2 separate regions of the Mus musculus genome follow, and region 1 is linked to region 2. A link is a loop called in an ENCODE intact Hi-C map of the cell type or tissue named here. Cell type or tissue: left cerebral cortex. All regions are shown on one strand.

Region 1 (8,000 bases), 110 kb after region 2:
GCTACTGATGCTGACCTGGGAACTAAACTGCTGTTTTCCTGGCAACTTAGAGGGATTTGCTCCAAAGAACCATGTCTAAATAGATCTACTTCCCCATATCCTAATAACCTTTCCTTTCAGACAGATGGTGCACTAGAAGGGAGGTTAAAGCATTTAAGATCCATCATTAAAAATAGGTTGAGAAAAATTTAAGCCTACATGAAATGCTCACCGAACATTGCTAACCATTAGGGAAATCCTATACAAAACTATATGAGACAAAACTTTAACAAAGAGAGTTAATGTTCACAGAGTTTGATATAAAGTTCTGGAGACGGATAGTTGTGATAGTTGGTACTCAACATAAATATTTTTTAATGTCCCTGTTGTTCATTTTAAAAGGGTTGAAAGTATTAATACTACATTGTACATTTTTCCACAATAAACACTGAAATGAAACGGTCTAAAGGAAAATTAACCACCCATCAAAGCATCTTTCAAAACTACCCAGTGAAATACTAATAACAAAAAAAGAGAGAATCAAGAACATAATGCAGAAAACATCAAGCACACACTTAAAAATTCCTTGACTTGCAATGACTATGTGAAAATACAATCCATAACTAGGGCACAAACAAATCCAGGAATTATGATTATTATGTAATGAGCAGACTAACTTTAAAAATACTGTTATAATTGTGCTCGAGGGTTTAAAAAGCTGTATGAATTTAAAGAAGAAATTAGACAAAAATATTAGCCAAATGGAACATCTAAGAAAGACGCAAAAAATTCTGAAATAAAAAATTCACTAAATTGTGCAGAATGTCATTTAGATGAAGCAGAATTAAAGACTTATGAACTTTAAGACATCCCAGAAAACCTGTTCAGAATGAATCATGTGGTGGTAGCAAGTGACTTAATATGTATGCACCAGATCCCCAAATGTGAAAGACAAGCAAGTTCTCCCTCCTGCCCCATGTCACCTAAACATATACAGTCATAGATCTATATATTGAAAAAAACTCCCAGACTAATTACCATTTTAAAACCTGCTGGGGGACAGTATAACTGTTGAAAACCAAAATAAGCTCTTAGAAACATCCAGCATACAAGGGGGAAGTGGTAAATGCAGCATTATAATAAAACAATATCCCTCTCCTCCAAACAGAACTGTTGACATTCAGAAGACAAAAATGACAGGCAGCATTTAGAGTTCTAAAAGAAAAGTGGGGGAGGGGAATGCCCTCTTAAAACTCTATTTCTGGGAAAAACACTTTTCCAGAATGAGTGAGGGAGCACAGTACCTTAATTCCTAAGTAAGTTGGAGACTTTCCAAGAGGTGGTTGATCTCACTAATACGTCAGGAATATACACAATTTTCAGAGCATCTGATAGTGTCAGAGGCTGAAGAAAGTAGAGGAGAGGAGGAAGAAGCAGAAGAGGAGTGGGACCATCATCAAAGGATGTCATAACCTGTCAAAAGATTTTGAATGGCAAAGCTGGAAAGGGAAAATAATTATAGCAGTAGGTTGCAGTGCAAAGAATAAAACATTCATGAATTAATACCAAAATAAATGAATGGTTATATAAGAGACAGAAAAAAGTATTTCTACAAAATAATTCAAGTCAATAAATGTAAGGCAAAATGAACACAAAACCATTAAGAAAGCATAGAAGTTGTAGAAACAAGATCAGAACAAACAGGAGAATTAGTGGATGAAAGAAAGAAACAGGATCAGTTGCATAAAGTCAAACTATCATTTCCAAAATGTCTACTGAAGCTAGAAGCTACATTGGTGAACACTGTCAGCCATCACCTTAGGCAAATGAGGACGGCTAGCCTTATCTGCAATGAGATGGCTGACATGATGCCCTCTCAGATGTCATTCCTAAGGCCACAAAGCCATTATGCTATTGTTGCCAAAATTGTAGCAAAATCTAGTCATTAAGAAGAAGTCAGATCCATGTCATTCAGAAAATAAGTTAAACAATACCTCTGGTGGCAAGTTCATAAAACACAAGGAAGGACTGAGGGTGTTGCCACAGTTAGGAGGGGATAAGGAAGATATTACAGCTAAACAATGTGATTCAGTGCTAGGTATGCATTTGGGTATGGGAGCAGGAAAAGGAGGATGGAGGAAAAAAACAGGAAATTTGAATGGCATCCCATAGCTCAGTAATAGTGTTACACTAATATTCATTTCTTGGTTTTCTTAATTGCACTGTAAAAACTCTCTAAGAGGCCAACATTAGATGGAGCTGAGTGCAGACAGCTTCTGGGTCCCAAGTCTTCTCTGATCATTGATTTGTTGAGAGAGGCAAGCAGAGAACTTCTCCTGGCATCCCTGCTGGTCTGAATCCCCTCCCACTAACTCATGATGATTCTGAGGCCTGGCTATTCCTGTTAGGTTTTGCCACCACTGCTGCATCCTGACACTACTGAACTGGACTGCTGTATGTAGTTCCATGAAGTGTTTGTGAATAGAAATTGTGATAGCTTCTGCGAAGGTTCTTCAACGGTCTGACATCCTAGTTCTTCAAAACACAAATTTAAAATTAAAGCCCAAGGTCTGTCTAGAAGCATCCACCTGAGGTAAATCTGACCCTACCCCATTTCCCATCATCTTTCCTATCAGAATAGCCTGCTCTTTCTAAGCCTTCTTCACTTAGAATAGTGGCAAAGGCATTGACTTCAGATATTTCTATACAGTAGTAACTTAAGCAATAATGTAAACCACATGCAGGCCTCAAACACTGGCTAATATTAAAGACACTTGTTTCTGTCCTACAGAACTTTTACATTTTAATAGTTGCTGAGGTTTTTTTACTTAGACACTCCCCACTCCCTAGCTAAAGAACTTTTCCCATTTTTTTCCTGAGATTTTTTTAGTTCACTTTTTATTTTTAAGTCTTTGCTCCATATGGAATGTATTTTAATGTACGAAATGAATTTAAAGCTTGCCTTTATCTTCTTCTTTTTCTTCCTTCTTTCTGCAGATGGCCAACCATTTGTTACATCATAGCTTATGAAATAATCCATCTTTTTTTCATAAGCCAGCCTTCCTGCTCAGCGGTACACTAGGAGATGAATCTTTCAGCTACTTCTGCTGGTGTCCTATGCCTGCAACCTGAAATTAGGAAAAGCACACTGAAGTGTTGAGAAGCAGGTATGAGAGGAGCCGAGGACCCTCTGGAGGATTCCTAAACACTAGTGGGTCCATAAGCACAGCTTCTCTTGTAAACATGAAACTCTTTCTTCCAAGGATGCTACTGAATTTTCGGTCCCCACCTCTGACACCTCCACTCACCCATCACTCTAACAGTTGCCAATCTTTTGGCAAAACTCCCTTCTTTTGCTCCTGCATCCAACACAGGACTTAGAGGTGTGTTGCTGTCCCCTAGAGATACTGACAACATGTGATGTCATCTTGTCCTGCCATATACTCTTCCTTTTCCATTGCTTCTATTACCTTATATTCTAAACACCTTTTTTTTTTCTTCTTGAACTTCTGTCCAAAGCCAATGCACTTCACATTTTATGTTTATTTCTTTTTCTGTATCAATTTCTCTTCCTGAAAGTTCTCATCCATTTGATTCTGGTTGATCAAAACTTCTCTAGAAAGCTACTTAAAAGATTTCATGGTAGGAATGACTGCCCATGCTACTCTGTTTGGTCTTAAGAGCTGATAATCCTTTCTCATCATGGCTAGTGCTCTAATTGAGATCATTTCCATAAAGAGGTGACCTGGGCCCTCTTCCTGAGAGTTTTGAGCCCCTGCACGTGCTGGTCTCAATTAGGACATAGTTGTCATTAGACATTCCCATTAATAGTGAAAGATGTCCCCACTGACAGTAAGTTCTAAACATATGCCACCATTAAATAGCAGTAATCCAGCCTTTTCATGGTAATCAAGTTCAGCTATTTTGAAACAAAACTAAGTAGGTATTCCTAAGGTGATCAAGAATGTACTGTATATGTCATACTCATATTGAAGATTACAATGCCTCCTAAATATATAGGCGTAAAGTCAGAGATGAGAAACAAAACTTTGAAATGGGCCACTAGAAATAAGTGCAAGTGAAATTATTCCTAATTCCTCTTGATTCTTGGATCCCTGTATTAGGGACATACCTGATAGTGATATTTAACACTCACATCTCTGTTTTAAAAAATTCTTCTAGAGCTAGGGATACCTCTCAGTGGCAAAAGTATTTGCCTAGCATGAGTGAGGGCATGGTTTCAATTGCTAGTACCACCCAAAACTAACAAAACACCATAAAACACTAACTGTCCTTCTATATCATGTGCCCAGTAAAAGAGCTAGCACATTCCCCAGCTACCTTCCTCCTGCTGTGACTCCTTGGGTAGGAAATGGTCCCTTGGTCTGAAGCAATATCCATCCCATTCTGGTAATTTTTTGAGGCTTCATGTGGTAGTGCTGGGCTAAGGCACTGAAGTCAAGAAGTCAAATACATACCCAGTGTGTCAGTCCAAACCAGGAGATGTTCTTTCTAATTCAGGGTGGTGATGATTAATCAGAGTTGCTTATGCTTATCTAGATGGTACTACACAAGTGACTCATAACTTGGATTGTATCGCAACTCAGAAGCCGAACAGTAGCAGAAGTTCCATCAGCCTTCAGTGAGAAGGGTCCCGTGCTGTCTGTAGCCTTCCCATCATTGATTAAATTACTGTATAAACACAGGAAAGGCCAAGGACATTTGGCTATTTGTTGTTTTGATGAAAGAGAAGCCTTCTGGTGGGAATTAACATTCAATACAAACATACTCATGCTTGCATCCACTTCTACAAGCCACTTAACATTGTCCTTTCTCTTCATTCTAAGGATGTTCCTATCACTAATCTCCCCACATTGTTTCTTACAAGAATGTGATCAATCACCCAGTCCATTGACCACTGCCAAGAAGTTTTTGTACTAGGCTATTTCTCTCTTCACACACAGTTTATGGCCAAGTGCATTACCCTAAGCAGTGTTACCTTAGCTAAGTGTCCCTTATGGTCACCACTGAGAGACTAAAGTAGAGCATCAGTCCATCTTCAAGGTCATTATTGAACCCTAGGCTCACTTCTCTGTCTTTCACTCAATAAACACATTCTATCTCCCAGTCCTGTGAAACTGTACCCCAATCCTTAGGTAAAGTCTTCATTGTTGCCATGCCCTTAGGTAAAGTCTTCATTGTTTCATTTGAGTGAAAATATCCACATCTTAAGAGATGAGCTACTCTCAGATTTTATACTGTTCTAGGAGTTAGAAGACCGTATATAATCCCATATCTGGGATCCCACAGACATTACACCGACTAAATTCAGAAAAGTACATATCATCCAAAGAATAAAGCCTGCTTAGTGCTCTACAGTGCAAGAAATTGATTTTCCAGCACAGATAATGGAAATTGCCATTCTTAAGAGTCAGGAGACCTACATGTCTGTCCTTCAGGACCAAGGTTATCTATGGGCTCATGAGCCCAGTTATCTATGGGCTCATACTGTTGCCAACACTGAAAGAGGGTGCTTATGCAGTTTCCACCCATCCCCCATCTCCTATATATATACATGTACTGCAAAAGGGCTAGGAATAAAAGTGGCAGTTCCTACTGCTGTCCCATGCCTGGACCCACGCTGCTGAAAAGGGGGGAAGTAAGATCCATCTCACCCCTATGCTACAGTTGGCTGCATGCTACAGTTGGCTATATGTTGTTTACAGGGCTAGGAATGGACATTATATTTCCTTTCAAACACCATAGCTCCTGATGCCACTAAGCTACTACACATGCACTATAGCATGTGTAATTACCAAAGAGGTTTTGGAGGCACTGTGGTTTCTACTGCCTCATCCTCCCATGCAGTATTTGGGCCAGAAGCCCTTGCCTGTGTAAGAGACCTCACATTGTCAGTACCTTAAGGAACAGCTGTAAATCCATAAATGTCACTGCCCCCTTATAGTAATGGCCACACCCTGGGCACCCCACAGCACTACCTTATCCACACATCTGCATGGGATGCTAGAATACCCCATTCCTATGCAGCCCGCACACAGTGAGGCTCTCCAACTCTGTAGTTGTACACTTTGCGTCTAAAGTCATTAATTATAACAAAAAAAAATGTTGTAAAGAGACCATACTCCAGTGCACAGAAGAAATTAAACTCAGCACTGTACATCAAGCTGACACCCTAAGCAAACTGTCAGGAGAAAGGGGCTTACTTTGAAGGCTGGCCTGTAACAGTGGTAGGAATAGCTTACCCCATGGGATGTGCAAATGTAAACAGAAAGCGTGTAAGAAAGAGCAAGGTATCTTGATGCCTTGAAAGGAATACAGTAACGCTGTGGCAACCAATATGGTAAAATGTATTGATTATATATAAGTATCTGTGGACTTGAGGGCTCTAAATACAGAAACATCATGGAAAGAGAATGTTAACTTCTCTGATTTGATCAGAGCACATTCATTCAAATATCTTACTGTATCCAATCAGTATGTATGATTAGGTTAATAAAGAGTATTTGAGAGGGACTAGAGAAATAAATCAATGTTTCAGAGTGAGCACTGGTCTTCCAGAGAGCCAGACTGTAGTTTCCAGTGCATACCAGATATTCACAATGCCTGTAACTGCAGCTCTAGGGGGGTTCAATACTTCTGATACCCACAGGTACCCACATGTGTCTGTACACACAACACAATTCTTTTATCTACTCTATGGTGTTGCTGATACAATTAAATGAAAAGATGCAGCTGCAAAAACAACACACAGAGGTCTGGAGAGATGGCTCAGCAGTTGAGAGCATGTCCTGCTCTTACCAAGGGCCTGAGTTCAGTACCGAGGATATGTGTTGGGTGGCTCACAACTGCCTGTAACTTTGGCTCTGGGTGAATCTGATCCTCTGGCCTTGGCAGGTATGTTCAGTCACATACATCTTCCCCATGCACATGCTAAGTGGAACACAGTGCCACACAAGGTCTATATTAAATAAATGGCAAGTCTGAATATAAACATCACTTATTCACAAATTGGGATAACAGCCCATTTCATGTATGTTGTCCACAGAAAACAAAAACCTAGAATATGGCATGGTGTTTGAAAAAGAAGGGAGGGGTCCTTAGAGAATGTCTAAGAGCAAATAGAAAACATATTGCAGAACCCATCACTAGAGGACAGTGTCAAAACCTGAAGTCTTTCTGCTTCTGGCTATTCTCCAAGATATCTTCATTTTCCTGGTCATTATCAGAGGAGTCAGGGCGCTCAATCTCATTTCTGACATCCAATATTGATTGATGAGCTTGGATGGATCACTGGCATCTTGCTGGCAGGAGCTGCTGTTTACCCTCAGCATTCTCCTCCCAGGGCAAGCATAGTCCTCCCTGAATCCAACACTGAACCACTTCCAAGGTAATTTGCTTAGCAAAAGTGGGCTGTTCTCACACACTGTATCCGGCTTGGGCTCACCTTTCTAACCTTCAAATATTAAAACTCACTCTGAAGAAAATGATTCTGGGAGTCTAATCAGAATGCTTGCTCTCTGTTCTGAGATGTACTCATTTCTCCTGAGTACACGTGTCTTTTCAGGAGACATCGACCTCAAAAGTAACTGGCTTCCTGATGATACTTCTATTTCTTATTTCTGTTTCTAAAAGAAAAAAAAAAAGCCAATGTATTCCAAAAGTTCAAGAAAACAATCTGAATATTTTACAAGAGTAACTTTCTAATAATGAGTTTAAATCTTTACTGCAATATGATATTTTTATTATCATCACAAGGTGAATGAAGAATCGTTCTGTGCATGCAATCTTTTTATCTATTTATGTGTTCAAAGTAAGAAAATGAGGTTTATGCTATAAAATAAGGAAGTCCATAAAGGTATAAAGAATCTGTGGGATGGAAATAACTAATAGAGGTTCCCTATCTTCTCTAGAATTGTTTGAAAACCCAGGACCATTTATTTGGTCATCTATTTACTGTCTGCTATGTGCCAGTCATTTTGCTCAATGAAATGAAGACGGCA
Region 2 (8,000 bases):
AAGGAAATCGTGTCCAAAGGCCAATTAACAAGAAAACTCTTTTATTGATATAAAAGCAAAACAAATTTTTCATGAATTTCTAATACCTGTTTTATTCTATCTATTGGATATACTCGAGTTCAAAAATCACTTCTTCTGTTGATGCCATCACTGTCGTTATCCTCTCTGTAGCAGCAATCCTGTGAGACCACAAGTCTCAGTGAAATATCCTTCCTCAAATGGGTAAAGCAACCCGAATAATGCACTGTCTCTCAATTAAAGCTAAGTAAGTTCTTATTCTCCACTAAGCATTCTGACACTGCACCAATTGCACCATTGGGCTGGTGACATTGATAAGTATTGATGTGAAGCCATCACGTCTGCTTCCAAAATGTTATCAAATAAGGAAAAACTAAACCAGAATCAGATTTATATTCAGCCCAGTGATGAAATACCTTCCTGTGTAGATGGGGCAATCCGTTCTTACATGAACATCTATGGACCACACCACAATTTCCAAACATGAATAAGTGGCTTTTCAGATTCGAGTCCAAAGCCTAGACTTCCATGGGAGTGAATTTTAGAAGCCATATTAAAGTTTCTGGTTCCAATTTAGCCCATAACTCTCATGTAATACTAGTTAGTCATTTCTTAGCAATTATCCATTAAAAGCACTTAAAATCTATGCCTATGCATTGGAAAAAGAAATTTTAGTCAGTATCTAATCAATTCAATGGTTACAGATAGGGAGGGTTAAAAAGTCAAATGCCCAGTAATTTTTAAAGCTAAATTGTCCATATTTTCCAAAAAGCTACTCTTCAAACTAAACAAATAGTAGGTATATTTTCATTTTACCTTTAGCTATGCAGGTATATGTTGTATCTCATACAACATGTAAGTTGAAAGTGAAGAGGAAAAATCAGATTGCAATCCATGATTGTGGTCTAGATGGCTCCAATGCTCGTGTAGATAGATTTTTGATCCATCAAATAGCTGGACCACATAGAGATGGTCATGACTTCGTTATCATTGCTACATTTGAGTCACTAATATAGGAAAGGAAGCTTATCTAATTACCAATTCCCCAAGCCAAGGAAGACTCTCCCCTTCCACTAAATAAAGAGAAAGCCATTCTGATTTGACCTCAGAGAACCAAGTACATGCATACACCTGACTCCTCAGATCCTCTCTGGATCAGAGGATGGAACAACTATTTGGTTTCAGTCTCATACTTATAATGACAGAAAAGAGAATACAAAAAGTCCATTGTAAATTTGTACAAAATGTATGCATATATAAATACATATCTATGGGTGTATATAAATTCTAAAGATTATATCCATCTTCATCTTCAAGAGTCAGAGTCCCATATAGTTGACATATCGGCATTCTCTCTCTATTTTTCTCATTTTTAAAATAGTAAGAATCAAGCATGCTACTTTATTAATACTGAATAGCAAGTGCAGGAGCTGAGCTGTAGCTATAGAAGGTTGGAGCAATTAGTTTGACGGGACATCAGTAAACAAGATCCTTAGAGTAAATTTAGCTATTTTCATAATGCCTTTTGTCTCATAAAAATGAAAACTCGAATGTCATATGGGTCAGTTGCGCTCTCTAAGTAGCAATCTAAGCAGACTCTATAGAAATTTGCATTGTCGTATCTTTATTACAATAATTTGGTGTGGGATCTGGCCTACTAGAATTTCATGTAATTATCACTCTAACTAACAGAAATCTTGTGTGGTGCCACCAGGTTCACAGCATATTAAACTCAGTATGAAATGTGATTGATAAGCTGCATCATCTTTACACAGGACACTATTAAAATATTAATCCCTAGTCAATTGATGGAAAAGGCATATACACTTAAAGGTGCACAATGATAGCACATTACAGATGTGTGCTTATGGTTAGAGGTATCAAGATGTTTTTTTTAAAATACACATAATTAGTTTATTTCTTGTTTGCTCTATTTCTTTTGGGGAAAAGTATGTAGGACATTGCCCCCTAGGGTGTGCAGGCTGCTTCTTGGAAGGGGATTATTATTGCATGCCTTGAATGCACTGTGATTCATAAGGCAAGAACATATGAGTTGCTTCAGCACCAAGGAAGTGGAATGAGCATCTAGCGCTGCTCAAAACAGAATATCTTATTGCTTTAATAAAATGGGAAATTATTTACTGTAAAAAGAGTGCACCAAATAATGGAAAAAAGTAATATCTATGCACTTATGTAGAGCTCACTGAAATGATGAACCTTCCTTCTGGGTTCCTGATCCTATTCAGATTTCACATCTAAAACCCATTCTGTAAGACGGTATTAAGAGCTACAGTTGGATGAGGGCAAGTTAAAGAGATTAATGGATATTCTCCTTCACAGTGCCTTAGCCATTCTGTTGTACAGTGTAGAGCTCTGATACACTAACAGCATCCTTGGTGGCCCGAGGGACTGAATGCACTCTGACCTGTTACTAGGAAGTGACTAAGGCACTGGAGAGAATCTGGTTCATTGTTTAATATATTGTATCCAAAGATTATACCTGATCTTCCTAATGATACAACATGGCATGCTTAAACGATGGTCTTCTGTGCTTCAGAAAGGACTTGGATGATATCTATGGGTGACTAAATCAACCTTATTAAATTATTTTATAAAGATACAGACTGAGCTTGGAAAACTTTATATGTAACCAAAACATTAGAGGCAATCATTTCTCGGGATAATAACCACATACAACTTGAAATAAGACAGAGCATAGAGGGGAGCTAGTGGCTTGGGAGATGGATATATGTAGGGGTCCCACTGCCCTTCACTAAACAGCAGAGTCTAACATAGAGGGACTTATCTGACATTTAAAGAGAGGACAAGAGATTTATCTTCTCTCATGCTTTCCTTTTCCCTTAACATTTCCTATGTGTTCAGGGAGGTTAATTAGGCCAGACTTGGGAAGAAGAAAGATCCCCTTTGCTGTATATCAGATGCAGGCATGGAGTCATAACTAAACAAGCTGTAAACAGTTTTATCCTGTAAGCGTTTACAGATTTAACTTGGAAATTGTCATGTCCTGTCATCCAAATTGCCCAACATCTCCACCAGTCTTTCCCCCAAACACATACAGTACAAGCAAGCACACACAGCACTGCCTCCAGGTGGCAACTGCATGCAGAGAACCACAGGCACTGTTTAAATATTAACCATGTTTTTAATAGATGGCATTCCAGCACATCCATTATTTGTTTTCTGTTGTGGTTGTTTCTGTTATTCACAAAAGAAAAAGGGGGAAACATGGGTGTCATCGTTTTATAATAGTCTACTACAGCGTAAAATACAAAAGAACACTTCCGGAAACAGCAGAAGCCAGGCCTACACCACTGACTTCCTCAGCCAGTGGCAACCATTATATCAACAGCTGGAAAGTCAGAAGAACAAAAATATACAGTTTGGAGGACATATCACAGAACTATAGTTTTCTTCTGTATTTGGTACCAATATAATAAGTATATAACAAAGGTGCACTTGTTCTAAAAATAAAACAGAAACATACTAGTTGGTTAGATACTGCATTTTCAGAACTGCACATTGCCTAATACTTTTTTTTTTTACATAAAGGTAACTTATGCAATGTATAGTGATAAGAAAAAACAATCCAATTGTAGAAAAAAGAAGAAAGAAACCAATCAAAACCAAGACAATCACTTTCCAAAACAGCTCCTTCTTTGGTCTGCACAACCAGAGGAAGTAACCATGAAGGTGAGACATATTCAGCACCAGACCTGGCTGGACAGCTCCCGGTTTCTCTGAGGCTCAAAAAAAAAAAAAAAAAAAAAAAAAAATTCCCCAAAGGGAAAAAAAAAAAACCAAACAAACAAACCAAACCAAAACGACTACCAGTCAGGTGTACAAATGGGCCCTAATGAGCAGCAAATCAGATAGTATGTTTTTGTTTTTTGTTTTCTTTTTCTGTGCTCGACCAGCGAGTGATATTTCTAAAAGTAAAACTCTAATTCTGCCAGGGGGAAAGCAAAAAGTGAAATGATGACTGACTAGAGAGGGGTTACCTGTCCTAAACGTTTTTCTGGGACATTCTATGTGGTCTCTGGTGCTTAATGTAGATGTTGCCTTTATAATATACTATTGCCTGAGCCCAGCTGAAGGTGAGGAAAGGGGAGGGGAGACAAGCTAAAGGAAAAGTGAAAGCCCGTGAGGGAGGGGCAGAAAGGCGACTAAACCTTCACTTGACAGCTATATACAACATCACCGGCCCCCTCCCATCCCTTTGCTTCGGTGTCAATGTCTTAAATATTTGGTAGCTTGTGCGGTTTCTTCTCCTTATTGAGGGGGGCACGGGGTGGGGAGGGAAGATGCAGCCTTCATTAACAATGAGAAATTATGTGATTTGTCATGCGCTTGGACTGTGTTATTAGTAGTATAATAATTACTATAAATATCAGTAAAGTATTATCAGCGTTATTTCTTCCTCTGAGACTTTCCTCGCCCAATATTTACAAATACCGCACAGTGCCTCGGCGGAGGAGAGACAGTGAAAGGGTGGCCAGGTAAGGAAAGAGGGCAGAGAAAACAGGGGCCAAAGGAGAACGGAAAAGGAAGGAAGGAGGAACAAAAGCGAGGACGGTCAAGATGCTGGAGACGAGGAAAGGGTCAGGAGAGGGGCTGCGCAATCAGGACAGTACCACCGTTTGCAAAAGGCCCTCGCCAGGTGTGTCCAAGCAGGAGGAAGCTGCGGGTGCTCCTTGTGGAGTGGGGGCTGGCAGTGGAGGCGGAGGCGCACAGGGACCCTGGCACAGGAGACCAGGGGATGAGGAGGAGGAGGAGGAAGAAGAAGTAGCATTGGAGGGGGTGCAGAAAGCGGAGTCCCGGGGCTGCCTCTCCAGTCGGGTTTCTTTTCCATGGGTTGGAGCTTGAACACCTGCCCGAGGCAGCCCCCCACCACCGTGGCTGCCGCTGCAATGATCTCGCTCATATTCTTCCTGAGCCCTCTGCATCTTCCGCTTCTTCATCCTACGCTTGTGGATGTGGAAAGTGGAGAGGGACAGCACGAGGAGACAGAAGATGAGAGTGACCAGGACAATCAGCACCAGCGTAGATGAAAAAGACTGGAAGAGCTGCTGTCCCACCTGCGTGATGCAAGTGCCACCACCTGCGCCTGAGCTGCGGAGACCTGCGCTGCTGCCTCCACTGGCGTTGTGGGAAGCAAAGGTCCGGTTCAGGAGACAAGGCGGCAGGGCCAGCCTCAGCTCTTTCGGCGCCCTGGCACTCATCGGCGCTGGGCTGAGAGGGGCCAGGCCCACCAGGCTTCCTCTGTTGGACACACGGTTCCCACCAGCCAAGACGTGGACAGGAACCCACACCACCCCAACTGCTCTTTAGCGCTGGAGGGAGTGAGCTCTCCAGCCAAAGACTGAGGGAGCAACTGCCGCCAAGCAAGCGGGCCAGAGCTAGTGGCCCCAGGGAGAGTGTCTCTGGTCTTCTTTGATCCTGTTTCCTTTCCCCAGGCACAGTGCTGCAAAGAAAACAGGATTAGTTAGGGTCCCGGCCACAGCCAAGGCGAGTGCAGAGAAAGAGAGGGATCTGACACCACTGTCAAGCGGCCCTCAAATGGACTCTGTCATCTCCACAACCCACCAACCCAACCCTACCGCTCCTGGCAGCCCAGGAGAGCCGCGCTAGATGCTCCGCTGGCTCAGATGGGGTCTGGCGTCCGTACCGCACCGCGGAGACACTGGTTACTCAGCAGAGAAGGCAGCTGCCCTGCCCCCTGCACAACTTTCTAATTGCCACCAACAGCGGCCGCCACAGCGGCTTTCTCTACTTCCCAGAAAGCCAACTGCCCTCTTCTCTGTGTCCTGTGGACCTCCTCTCAGGATCCAATCTCGCCAGCACGCACTCCAAGCAGGCTCCCTGTACGCAGTCCTCCTTCCCCATCCCTCCCTCTCCAAACACTTCCAGCCTGGACGTTCAGACCCCCAAGGTCCCCGTCCCAAGGGGATACACCCCACTGCCTCTGTCCCTAGCCGCAGCTGACCCGCTGGATCTGGCACACAGGATCATACTCGACCTTTCTCCAGCCTTCTTCCTTGCTACCTTCCTCCCCCTTTCTCCCTATCAAAAGCAGCTGAAACACCCTTCTCAGCGGAGGCACATCCTCCCAAGCGCCCCCCACCCCTCATCTCCCTGAGCCTCCCACTTGACAGTATCCAAAATCCTTTTTCTTTCTTCCAGAGCAGGAACTGAAAGGGGAAGGGTTCCCGCTTGCAAAGTTTGGGGAACCGACCTTGTCTCCAGCCTTCCCCGGGCCCTGGCCCCAGGGCCCAGAGGCTGTGGCAGAGGACCAAGCCGGAGGACCCGCGGCAGGCAGCACAGCTCCCTTGCCTCTCCCAAAAGGCAGGTGCAAACTGTTGCACTGCGGAGCAGCAAGGCAAAGCGCTAGCCTCCACCAGGGAAGGGGCGGGGGCTGAAGCTCTGTCCAGAGGTGCCTGCGCAGGCCGCGGGAGTGGTCTTACCCGCCCTCATCCTGCCACTGGGGCCCCTGGCCATGGAAGCCTTCATCCTGACCACTGTCTCTTACCTGGAAGGACCAGCCAGTTGCAGAGAAGGAGCCCTTGGCTGCAGTGGCGGCTGCAGAAGGCACGGAGCGCTGGGACCAGAGACAGAGCCGCGCTGCTGCTGCCACCCTCGCCGCCGCCACCGCCGCCGCCGCCGCCGCCGCCGCTGCCTTTGCTGCTGCTGCTGCTGCTGCTATGGGGAGCTCAGCTCTTAGCCTATTGCCAGAGAGGCCGGTGACGTCAGGCAGCCACCGCCAGGGCTCCAAGCCACCCCTCAGGCCCCCACCCACCCTCATACCCAACACCTTGTCCTGGCATAACAGCCTCTCCAACACCATTCCCAGTTTCCTGCTGTTCCCCAGCTTTGGGGCTGGGAGGAGCAAACCCACCCCCATCCCCACCTCCACCCTGCCAGCAACCCACCTTCATTCAGCACAAGCACTCCTTTGCCTAGGAAGAAGCAGGCTTCAGTTCTTCCATTGCTCTATGCTTCAACCTCAACCGGTCTCCAGGTACAGTTTTGCTCCAGGAGAATCTTCTCCCCTGGGGGTACACTTTTTTTTCCTGTTGACTGATCAGAGTCCCTGCTACTCCCCAATCCTATTTTTCTGCCTCTGGTTCTAAGCATAAACTGCTTATACTAGGGAGATGGCAAGGACATTTGTCAACACAACTGTGACAGAATCAGAATCAGGAACCTAAATATGCATCAAAGACTGCATCTCTCCACCAGTCTCCAAAGTATGTCATCCCATCTGCTTTTTGATTTCTTCCCCCGCACGCTCATCTTCAGGCCCAGGATCCATTCGGTGTATTGAACACCCCTTTTTTTTTCGAGGATCCCACATTCTGAAGACACAAAGCATACATGGGCTTGAAGGGTGGGAAGGGGAAATTACAAAGAGAAGTGCAGGAACCAATGACCCGTAAAAATTCTCAACATTGTGTGTACTGCTAAAAAAATGTCCCTTCGTTGATTCTAATTTTTTGTCAACGTGCTTGATTCTTGATACATTTGCTTTTTCAGTTAAATGTTTACATCTCCTAAAAAGGCTCTTAGCAGCCTGCAAAAAAATCTTATAGAGACCAGTGAACGACTAGTTTGGGATCCTTTCAGAAACAGAAATAGTGTATTCTATTATAGTAACCATCTTCAAAATAGAGTATGCTTTGCTTTATGTGAGTGATTGGGAACGCTTGCTTGGAACACTAACTAAACAGAGTATGGTCTTTAGGGCACTGAGATAACTTATTAAAACCGTGTTTTGTTTTGCTTTTTTCTTTCTTCTCTCCTGTCTTGTTTACCTCCTGTCTTTGAGTCTAGAAAGTGTGCAACATTTTCTCACCGAGTTGGTCAGTCGTGGAGTGTGTGTTCCTGCCTCCTCTTCATGCTATACATCATGAAGGAAAGCTAAGGGGAATACTAGCTGCCACTTACTCACTCCTATCAGCTACAGT

What was found. Peaks named below come from ENCODE experiments on the same cell type or tissue, not always from the same donor. Only the 100,000 strongest peaks of a DNase experiment are listed, where the experiment ranks them.
Region 1: a loop joins it to region 2, with 3.0 times the contacts of the local background. A loop is called at or near these places in 2 of 42 quality-filtered maps.

The regions. Positions count from the first base shown.
Region 1 is chr9:52,779,734-52,787,733 of GRCm38, forward strand. It overlaps Gm1715 (predicted gene 1715), which reads left to right. Exons shown (of 5, transcript NR_045333.1): 4 at 2,977-3,146. Among named protein-coding and RNA genes, the nearest start is that of Gm39339, 94 kb to the right of the region's middle. In left cerebral cortex, no CTCF peak of the experiment used is centred here; DNase peaks (open chromatin) are centred at 3,011 and 4,447; H3K27ac peaks cover 2,022 bases.
Region 2 is chr9:52,673,018-52,681,017 of GRCm38, forward strand. AI593442 (expressed sequence AI593442) reads right to left here and starts at 6,763. Exons shown (of 2, transcript NM_001286641.1): 1 at 6,566-6,763; 2 at 15-5,500. The coding sequence starts at 5,258. The coding sequence ends at 4,659. It overlaps Gm1715 (predicted gene 1715), which reads left to right and starts at 6,846. Exons shown (of 5, transcript NR_045333.1): 1 at 6,846-7,054. In left cerebral cortex, CTCF peaks have their summits at 1,988 and 3,132; DNase peaks (open chromatin) are centred at 3,175, 4,227, 5,167, 5,480 and 4 more places; H3K4me3 peaks cover 6,321 bases; H3K27ac peaks cover 5,138 bases.